3 separate regions of the Homo sapiens genome follow, and all the other regions are linked to region 2. Evidence: chromatin contacts called from ENCODE Hi-C or POLR2A ChIA-PET data. All regions are on one chromosome and are shown on one strand. The core of a region is the stretch at or near the end of the contact, and the rest is flanking DNA. Distances in the headings are between cores, read along the strand shown.

Evidence for each region. Hi-C counts contacts between places; a loop is a spot of excess contacts on that map. ChIA-PET counts read pairs that join two places held with the same protein, here RNA polymerase II (POLR2A). Pooled maps may share reads with other maps.
Region 1: a map of sigmoid colon shows a loop between it and region 2 (4-fold over the local background). The contact joins two enhancer-like sites. A Hi-C loop is called at or near these places in 3 of 168 maps with a recorded cell type or tissue (chondrocyte, sigmoid colon and transverse colon), 1 of 37 single-sample maps with no recorded cell type and 11 of 50 pooled maps. POLR2A ChIA-PET finds 5 or more read pairs at or near these places in 1 of 52 experiments (activated CD8-positive, alpha-beta T cell).
Region 3: a loop to region 2 is called in a pooled map, with 4 times the contacts of the local background. The contact joins two enhancer-like sites. A Hi-C loop is called at or near these places in 6 of 50 pooled maps. POLR2A ChIA-PET finds 5 or more read pairs at or near these places in 2 of 52 experiments (CD4-positive, alpha-beta T cell and PC-3).

The regions. Positions count from the first base shown.
Region 1 is chr18:13,374,168-13,377,702 of GRCh38, reverse strand. All of the region lies in intron 2 of LDLRAD4 (low density lipoprotein receptor class A domain containing 4), which reads right to left. Among named protein-coding and RNA genes, the nearest start is that of LDLRAD4-AS1, 52 kb to the left of the region's middle. RefSeq lists a silencer at 1-153 and enhancers at 2,256-2,385, 1,386-2,585. Within about 2 kb of position 2,247, at least 18 of the 41 ENCODE cell types and tissues checked have a DNase peak (open chromatin) inside an H3K27ac peak, as active enhancers do.
Region 2 is chr18:13,628,449-13,631,673 of GRCh38, reverse strand. All of the region lies in intron 5 of LDLRAD4 (low density lipoprotein receptor class A domain containing 4), which reads right to left. Among named protein-coding and RNA genes, the nearest start is that of MIR4526, 19 kb to the right of the region's middle. Within about 2 kb of position 1,358, at least 5 of the 41 ENCODE cell types and tissues checked have a DNase peak (open chromatin) inside an H3K27ac peak, as active enhancers do.
Region 3 is chr18:13,498,229-13,501,637 of GRCh38, reverse strand. All of the region lies in intron 4 of LDLRAD4 (low density lipoprotein receptor class A domain containing 4), which reads right to left. Among named protein-coding and RNA genes, the nearest start is that of LDLRAD4-AS3, 29 kb to the right of the region's middle. RefSeq lists an enhancer at 741-1,398. Within about 2 kb of position 1,362, at least 15 of the 41 ENCODE cell types and tissues checked have a DNase peak (open chromatin) inside an H3K27ac peak, as active enhancers do.

The DNA of each region.
Region 1 (3,535 bases), core at 998-3,497, 250 kb after region 2:
CTCCTCACTGCCTGAGTATGTCCATTATGACAAAAGGTAGGGGAAGTCCCACTTTCCTCTGGAGAGAGGAAGCGGTTTCTATTGCCTGAAGAGGAGAAACAGATACAGGCCCATCTGATATCCTCTTAGAACTTAAACTTCGGTTCAACCACTCTGCTATTTCTCCCACTTAAGGGAACCAGAAGAAGAAATTATTTGCAGTTAATCGCGTGCCACCCTAGGAAAGTCATGGGTTGTACAACCACCTGGGAGAAGGCACGGGCACTCATCTAAGAGCTAAAAAAAGATAACCTCTAGACCAGCCTTTCCAAGAATGACTTGCAATTCAAGCAGCAAAACCATCATTGAGGCAGACCAAGTTATGGAAACAGACGTGACGCAGCCTAGTCAGTTCATGTTGGTGAAATAACTTAATCTGGCCACAGAAATCCAAGGAGATGCATATTTCAGCCGATGTCTGAAGGACAGAATGCAAAACAGTGCTGTCAGAGGATGGCTCTGGCGTTGATGTTACCGGCAGTGAGCAGACCCAAGAGTGTGACAGAGGAGCTCTTGGGTGTGACACACATCAAATGCCACCTGCGGGGCCCGGCACACTAAGCCTTCTGACGGGTAGTCCCGACTCGATGCACCTTCAGGGAGCACTGAGAGAGCTTCCTGACTTCCTGCAAGGCCAGGCGAGGCAGGATGTGAAAGTGCATCTGTCCCCAGGAGCAGCTGTCACAGAGGGCAGAGAACCCAGGGGAAGGCTGCCTGGTCTCTAACTAATGGGGCCACAAACCCCACCGCTGTGTTCTGGAGGCCTCCGGCCAGGCAGAAAGAGTTCATTAGACCAATTTCCACTGCCTTGGTAACGAAGGCCCGTGCGTGTGCTCTCACACAGGAAAAGCAAGTGAGGGTTATTCATGGGGAAAGCACCACAGACAGGTACCATGTATCCCGCCAGGCAGCCCAGGCAGCGGTAAAGATACGTGCCCTCCTGGAAGACAGAACTGGCCCCTCTGGAACCGCGTGTGATAGAGCAGTCTTCCACAGCACCGGACGCCGAGGGTGTGCTGAGTTTGCTGGGCTTCAGAGGCACTGATCGGCAACTGCAGGAGCCGTCTCATCCTGAGCTGTGCCCTCACCCGCAGAAGAAGCCCCTGTGTATACCTGATGCTGAAAGGATCTGTCTGTCTTATATGTCCACCGTCAGATCCAGGCAGGAGAATTCCTGGGATCCACCAGAGAAAACCACAGGATGCCGCTGGCAAGAGGGAATATAACTGCCATGCTTGGCAGCTGACGCCGCTGTTCATGGGGATGCACAGGCTCTGAGAGGCCTTTCATGATCTAAGCGACCGTGGGCCGCGCCAGCCTGACCGCCAACTTCCTCTGCACGGAAAGTCATGTCTTCTTTAGATTTTTCTTTTTCCCTCTCAGAATCTGGCCCTTATTTATTCCCTTCCCCACTGGAGTTGACAAGTAGGAATCGATTTATTCCAACCCCTACTCTGCATGGAGACCTAAGCACATTTCTTCAGACAGAGGCCAGTGCCCGCACAGCCTGGGAGGACAGGCAGGGAGGGGCAGCTTTCCCGCAACAGACAGCAACCTCGTGCCTACCCTCCCTCCCAGAGTCTGATGAAGTGAACACAGTTCCCTCAAACGGCAAGAACGAGGACTTGATTTCACTCCTCCAAGGAAAGTAAGCTGCTGCCACTTTCACCAAGATAATCTGGGCCACTGCTCCCCAAATATCCCCAATACCCCAGGCAATCACCAAAACTACCCTCTATTTTTACTTAAAAACTAGATAATTAACAAATACACTTGAAATCGGGAAACACACATACGCCGGTGGACAAGACCAGTGTTGAAGAGCAAGGCGCTGGCGGGCGGGAGGAAACGAGGAGGAGAAGGCCTCCCACCAGGTGCAGGCTCCCTGGCAGGGAGGAAGAGGGTGCTGTTCCCTGACTGTACAGAGGGAAGGGAGGGAAAAGCAGAGCACCATGATTGCCCCAGTAAACTCCACTCCATAACTGAACACTCAGAGCATTCACTCAGGCCAGGGCCTGCTTAGATTAGAATTTAGCTTTTCATCTTCAAATACTTAAATAGGTCAGCATCACTTTACTTTGTCCTTACCACCAACCCAAGCCTCCCCATCTCACTCAGCTTCGGCCCTGCCCTGACCCAGCAGGCCCTCATTTCCAGCCCAACACACAGAGCCAGCTGTGACTCACTCGCACTGCCGAGCCACAGGGATTCCCCACGTCGGAGACATCACTCCTATCGAAATGACTCATCTCCTCACTTCCTTTGAATAAAAACATGTTATTATGTTCAATAAAACCATACAAGAAATAATAACTAAAGATGGCATTTAAATAACTTATACCAACACCTAAAAATGGCTTCCTGGAGGAAAAGGGAATGACTGGCATTTTCAAGGATATTTTCAGACCTCCTCCTTTTCTCCTCCTTTTCCACCGGCCTCTCCTCCAGATGAGTCCTGGCTGCATTCAGAGCTGCACGGACCCCTGGCCTAGAGGTAAACTTGGGCAAAGCAGGTTTTACAGTGAGCACAGAGGCTGCCATCAAAATCTAAAAGCAGTCTAGCTGCTCCACTACCGTCCCCTTCCCTTCTAGTTCCCATGGAAACAGACCTCAGATCGCCAAAAACCGGGTAAAGATAGCACCATGCCCAGTGTTCCCGCAATCTGTTTCCATGGGAACAGGAAGGGAAGGGAGTGGAGGCTGGGTGGCTAGACGCCTGCAAATCTCCATCCCCGTCATGGGGCTGCAGACGGCACCTACACACAGGTCCAGGGCCTGGGGTGCTCTTTAGGAATAAGATGTCCACTTGGGGATAGAGTCCTAAAGATGAGGCTCCCAGCAGCTGGGCTGTGTAATTGAAGCTGCTGCAGACTTCCAGACACACACCTAGCAGGTGCTGGCCTTCTCAATCGCCCCTCAGCCAACAGGGATGACCATTTCAGAGCACGGGTCCCACTCCTGGCTGGGTGGCAGAATCACCCCAGACCAATTGAATCACTATCTGTCGGGGCTGGGGCAGGACTCTGCAGTGTCTCATCAGCTCCAAAGGTGATTCTGATGCACGGCTGTTCTGGGAAAGCGAAGATCCAGACCAGAGCTTCCTGAGATTAAGGTGCCTGCAAATTCCGGGGATGTGGTGACTGCAGATTCGGTTCAGCAGGTCCGGGGCAGGGCCCAAGAGGCTGCATTTCCAACCAGCTCCCAGGGGATGCTGATGCTGCTGGGGACCACATCTAATTAGTGAGATTCTAGACTCCAGGTTCTTTGGCTCTAGAACCTTCTCCACAGACCAACAATGGACAGACAGCCACTCCTGCATGAGAGCTTGCTCCCATCGGCAGCCTGCAGTCCATGACCCAGCTCTGGCCTCCACAGGAGACTGTGTGGGGTCAGGGCTGAGAGGGCTCCGGCCTCCATAGGAGCCTGTGTGGGGTCAGGGCTGGGAGGGCTCTGGCCTCTGCAGCATCCTCTGCTACCTGTGCTATCCCAAGAGACG
Region 2 (3,225 bases), core at 109-2,608:
TTACAGGTGTGAGTCACTGTGCGCAGCCAGTATAACCCTTTTAATATACTGCTGAATTTAGTTTGCTAGTATTTTGTTGAGGACTTTTGCATCAATATTTATAAGAAATATTAGTCTATGGTTATCTTTTTCTGCTGTGTCTTTGTCTGGCTTTGGTATCAGGAATGCTGGCCTCATCTCATAATGAGTTAGGAAGTGTTCCCACCTCTTGAAATTTCTAGAAGTTTAAGAAGGATTGATGTCAATTCTTTAAATGTTTGGTAGAATTCACCACTGAAGCCATGTGGTCCAGGTTGGAGATTTTAGACCATTGGTTCAATCTCCTTACTAGCTATAGATCTATTAAGATTTTCTATTTCTTCATGATTCAGTCTTGGTAGGCTGTTTCTAATATCTTTTCATTTCATCTAGGTTATCCAATTGGTTTGCATACAATTGTTCGTAGCACTATTTTATAATCCTTTTCATTTCTGTATTTATTGGATCATTTTTCTTCCAACCAGTACATCTCATATTATTAAAGGACAGTCGTCTGCAGCCATGACTTACTGAGGGTTCCCTTGTGCTGCACCATGGGCTGTCGCCTGCTGCCATGCGTCCACGTGTGCAAGGCCACACCACGCCCGAACCCTGCTGGGCTTATGCTCTCAGCTACACTCTCCTTTCCACACACACACAGAGGACCCCAGGAATGATCAGATGTGGGGACTGGAAACAACCAGGGAGAGCACTGAACACAGTGTTTTCCACCATGTGCTTTGCAGCCTCTTAGAGAGCTGGAAAATCCATTTAAGTGGGTCACAGCCAGCATTCCAAAAACTGAAACAGAACAGAAATGATCTGAGCACACTGTAAGTATTGTTTTGTAAAACCTCTGCCTTAATTGCATTATAGGAGGCTTTTGTGTTGTGATATAAAATGTATTTCTTACTGTTCTTCATGGCAAGATACAGATTGAAGGCCTCCGAATGAAGCCAGTTATCCCTCATTTTAGATGGGGGGAAACTGAGGACAGAGGGCATATTCCTCTCTAGGCACCTCGGTCAGTCTGCGGTAAAGCAAGACTACTGCTGGGTATTCTGATTCTACCCAAGGGCTAACCTCCCAGTGAATGAATGTATTTTATGGCCTCAAATAGTTGGAAATCTATTTTTCCCCTGTTCCACAGTGAGAATTTCAAAGAAGAGGTGAAATTGATCTTTGGATATTCAGCAACACCTTTGCCTTCTGATAAAATCAATTTTCCCTGTTTTCTCCCTTTTTTCATGCAGCCTCTCCACCATCCTGATATTTTATCACTACCGTCCTTTCCACTCTAGATGGCAGTCACAGCCTGGATGTGAGGCCAGTACCCCTGGCTGTCAGAGACTGCACCTCCCCCTTTCTTCCTCCTGGGGAATCCATCATCAGACTTCTCAGATTCAAGATCCCCCAACTCTGCTCAATCTAGGGCACGTCCCTTAAGAGAAAAGACAAATCATCTAGGAAGGTCTGCTGGAAGAAAAGGAAGGGAATCCTTTCTATTTCTGGGACAATGCAATGGGCTAGCGGGGAAAAGCAATATGAGGTGCCTCTCCCAGCTTGGTGCTGGGGTTAGTGAGCAATCGGACTTCAAGAGGAATCAGCCTGGGAATGAGAAAGTTCCAGGCAGCAGGAAAATGTGGAACCACACAAGATCCAGGCAGGCATCATCCTGATTTCAGCACCAGTTGCCTCGTCTCACATGTGAGAAGAAGTCAGAGCTCAGAGGGGATTTTCTGTGACCTTCACCCAAGGTCACAGAGCTGCTGGGGCTTTGCCAAGAGCCAGACCCCAGCCTGGTGAGCCTCCCCAACAGGGGCCACCCAGAGTTATGATCATTAAGATAATTTTTAATCTTCTTCTCTTTTTTTTTTTCAGAACAAACCACACCAACTTTCAAGGACTAAGCAAAAAATAAACCAACAGATTTTACTATTAGATTATTAATGCTAATACCTTATATATTTAAAAGATTACTATAAATTTGTTGATAAAAATGTTCATACATTTTATTTAAAATTATTATTTTAGCCACCATAGAAACCATGTTCAAATGAATTACTCTGGGAGTCTATAGATGCCCAGAACATTACTGCCTTTAGCATCAGTTTACATGATCAGAGGATGTTTTGTAATTGCAAAGGTAATACATGAATACATTCTTACCATAAAAGTTTTACTGCACAGATCAGTGTTCCTTTGTCCTTACTTCCTTCCCAGGCACAGCTGTCAGTTTGCTGTGGGTCCTTCCTGACCTTTCTCTACAGATCAGTTTGTAACTCGGACGTCAGTCTCACTAATTGAGTCGTGCTTGCCTTTGCACCAAAATTGTATCATTTGGTTTGATCACCCATATAATGAACAAGACTTAACTCTAAATGGATTTTGGCTGGTACCAAAAATCAAATCTATCCCCAAGAGCAAAACTATTTGCTCTTTGCAAAGGAAGATTTGCCATTGTGGAGAAGCTTTTAAAAAATTTCCCTTGATTAAAAAAACAAACAAACAAATAAAAACAACCCAGTCAGGTGCAGTGGCTCAGGCCTGTAATCCTAGCACTTTGGGAGGCTGAAGTGGGAAGATCGTTTGAGGCAAGGAGTTCAAGACCAGCCTGGGCAACACAGTGAGATCTTGTCTCTACAAAAAATTTAAAAATTAGCCAGGCATGGTTGCGCGTGCCTATAGTCACAGCTACGCAGGAGGCTGAGGCAGGGGGATCAGTTGAGCCTAAATGTTCGAGGCTGCAGTGAGTTATGATCATGCCACTATACTCCAGCCTGCGCAACAAAGTGAGATCTTGTCACTTAAAAATAACCCCAAAACCTGAAGGTAATTCCCAAACATTCTGAGCAGTGCCAACATCAGTAGAAGGACTATTTGAGACACTGTCACTTTAAAGATAAGCATTGACTCTTCCAAAGCTCTGCCCACTGTGGTTCAGGTGGGAATCTGCGTGCAGCTGGGGTCCAGCATCCTTATGCAGTTTCTGCCGGGCCGCTTGGCCTCCTGTTTCCCTTAATTGAAGGGAGATGTTCTCATTTTGAGGTGATGTGAAATTGTCTATCCTCTAATGCTTCAATTAGACATAGCAAAGGGCAAAACCTTTCAAATGACCACCTGGGCAGCCTGATAATTGGAAGTCCTTGCTCACTCAGACAGACATGCTGCGGCCAACCCGCCGGACCCTAAGCTCTTGGAAATGCA
Region 3 (3,409 bases), core at 113-2,612, 130 kb after region 2:
CTGGCTGGCAGACTTTTCACAACACACCCTACAAGATTCTGCAAAAAAAAAAAGCAACACAATTTGAAAATACACAATGCCAACCTCCGGAGGAGGGAAAGAGAAAGAAAGGAATTAAGGGTGAGACCCAGACAGACAGACAGACAGACAGGCTCAAGGAAACTGTGTTCCCTGGGGTCTGGGCCATGCAGCCGTCGGCAGGTACTCAGCTCTTCTCGGCGCAGACTTGCTTAGCATGGCAATCGGCTGTCTGCCCAGGAGGATGAGGTAATGTCTAGGTTTAATGCCAAAATCTCTCTCACTGGCAGGACACATCGGGTAAATATTTCTACTGCAGGAGACCACATTCATTTGATGCTACTGCCAGTTTTATTATTGTTATTATGCTCATTAATATTAATACTCAGCCACTGTACCTATTTAAGATTGAAGAGGAGAAAGGCAAGGTTTTGCTGAAATCATGATAGCAGGTGCAGGGGGAAGAAAGTAGCCCCTACTCCACCCCCCGGCCTCAATCTCCCGCTAACAACAGTTACAGCACCAGCCTTCTGCAATCCCTTCCATCATCCTCAGCTGCACAGAGACCCCCTGCAACTTCCTCTCCAGGTGGCTGTAAATCTGGGACCTAGCAGTGACAATGGGTTTGGGGCGGGTGGGCATGAGGGGCTTGAAGGCTCCTTGAAGCGACCTTCCTAGTTATAATATTTGAAAATGTAGAATAATTTATGGGTCAGATTGCCAATGGTTCCTTCTCCTTTCTAAAAACCAATTCTGAATTTGCTTCACCATATTTTTGATGATGTGTTTTATGGCCTCACAAACTCCCAGCTGGTTCCCTCGATGATCTCGTCTCTGTGGTTACTGTCAACAATCCACATTCGTGTTGTGGCATATCATCTTACAGAAGCATTTAAAGCAGCTCAGGGCTTCTTTCCTCTGATGTAGATTTTCTCCATTGTTACTCAACGAGGCTCTGACATCAGCCTCCTTTCAGTTCAAAAGACAGGACGTTTTTCTGGGAGTCAGGAACTGAATGCAGAACTTCCCGCGGGCTTCACAAAGGACCGCCGAAAGGGACAGTCACACACTGCCATGGATGTGGTCTCCTCTCTGAGGAGCTGGGAATAACGCTGCCCTCCCACAGGCGCTGCTCCCAGGAGGGGCGGGAAAGCATGATGCCAAAGGGCAGTTTCAAAACTGGGCCCCGGGGAGCAGCAGCGTTAGGTGTGGACAACATGAAAAAGCACCTAAGACCCAGTGCTGTCCTGCAATGAGACAGAGACGCGGCCACTGTCCCGCACAGCCCCACGGGCAGAGGAGGCGCTCCAGAGGAGGGACTTTGAGAGACGACGCAATGTGCCTGCTGTGGGAAGTCACAAGACAGCTGCTATTCCCGGGCCGTCAGGGCCAGGCCAGCCTGGCTAGCTGCTGAGAGGGTCTGCACAGTGACTCCATGAGGTTAGCAAAATATATATATTTTTAAAGCCTAGCAACCTTTCCTAAACATTTTTTTTTAATCACCAAAACATCACATTGTAAGGAGTTTCAGATTATTCCCAACATTTCCCAATGTCAAGTCTTGGACAACATGTCTGCACCAAACATGTGCTTCTAAATAGAAAACCGAAAGTCCCTGTCAATCAGGAAGGTAACACTCTGGAGAGGAGGAGGAAAGGAAGTGAGACAGTGCTGGTGTCTTTTGTCATTAGGACAGTGGAGATGCGGCTGCTTGACCCAAGCAGCATACTGGAAGGACAGCTGAGAGCAAAAACGGAAAGGGAGCGTGGAGGTTTTCACAGCAGGACGTGTGTGGGCAGAAGGATTCTCCAGTGTCCACAGCAGGATACGTGTGTGGAGATGGATTCTCCAGTGTCCACGGCTGGACGTGTGTGGCAAAAAGGATTCTCCAGTGTCCACGGCGGGACATGTGTGGAGATGGATTCTCCGGTGTCCATGGCAGGACGTGTGCGGCGAGAAGGATTCTCCAGTATCCACAGCGGGACGTGTGTGAGTAGAAGGATTCTCCAGTGTCCACGGCAGGATGTGTGTGGCGAGAAGGATTCTCCAGTGTCCACGGTGGGAAGTGTGTGGCGAGAAGGATTCTCCAGTGTCCACGGCGGGACGTGTGTGGCAAGAAGGATTCTCCAGTATCCACGGCGGGACGTGTGTGAGTAGAAGGATTCTCCAGTGTCCACGGCAGGACGTGTGTGGCGAGAAGGATTCTCCAGTGTCCATGGTGGGAAGTGTGTGGCGAGAAGGATTCTCCAGTGTCCACGGCAGGACGTGTGTGGCAAGGATTCTCCAGTATCCATGGCGGGACGTGTGTGAGTAGAAGGATTCTCCAGTGTCCACGAAAGGACGTGTGTGGCGAGAAGGATTCTCCAGTGTCCACGGTGGGAAGTGTGTGGCGAGAAGGATTCTCCAGTATCCACAGCGGGATGTGTGTGAGTAGAAGGATTCTCCAGTGTCCACGGCGCGACGTGTGTGTGAGTAGAAGGATTCTCCAGAGTCCACGGCGGGACGTGTGTGGTGAGAAGGATTCTCCAGTGTCCACGGCGGGATGTGTATGGCGAGAAGGATTCTCCGGTGTCCACGGCAGGACGTGTGTGGCAAGAAGGATTCTCCAGTGTCCACGGCGGGACGTGTGTGGAGATGGATTCTCCAGTGTCCACAGCAGGACATGTATGGCGAGAAGGATTCTCCGGTGTCCACGGTGGGACGTGTGTGGCGAGAAGGATTCTCCAGTGTCCACGGCGGGACGTGTGTGGCGAGAAGGATTCTCCAGTGTCTACGGCTGGGGACATGTGTGGGGAGGATTCTCCAGTGTCCACGGCGGGACGTGTGTGGGGAGAAGGATTCTCCAGTGTCCACGGCGGGATGTGTGTGGGCAGAAGGATTCTCCAGTGTCCACAGTGGGACACGTGTGGCAAGAAGGATTCTCCAGTGTCCACAGCAGGACGTGTGTGGGGAAAAGGATTCTCCAGTGTCCACAGTGGGACACGTGTGGCAAGAAGGATTCTCCAGTGTCCACAGCAGGACGTGTGTGGGGAGAAGGATTCTCCAGTGTCCACAGTGGGACGTGTGTGGCGAGAAGGATTCTCCAGTGTCCACAGTGGGACACGTGTGTCAAGAAGGATTCTCCAGTGTCCACGGCGGGACGTGTGTGTGGAAAAGGATTCTCCAGTGTCCACGGCGGGATGTGTGTGGCGAGAAGGATTCTCCAGTGTCTATGGCTGGGGACGTATGTGGGGAGGATTCTCCAGTGTCCACGGCGGGATGTGTGTGGGGAGAAGGATTCTCCAGTGTCCACGGCAGGACGTGTGTGGGCAGAAGGATTCTCCAGTGTCCACAGTGGGACGTGTGTGTGGAAAAGGATTCTCCAGTGTCCACGGCAGGACGTGTGTGTGGA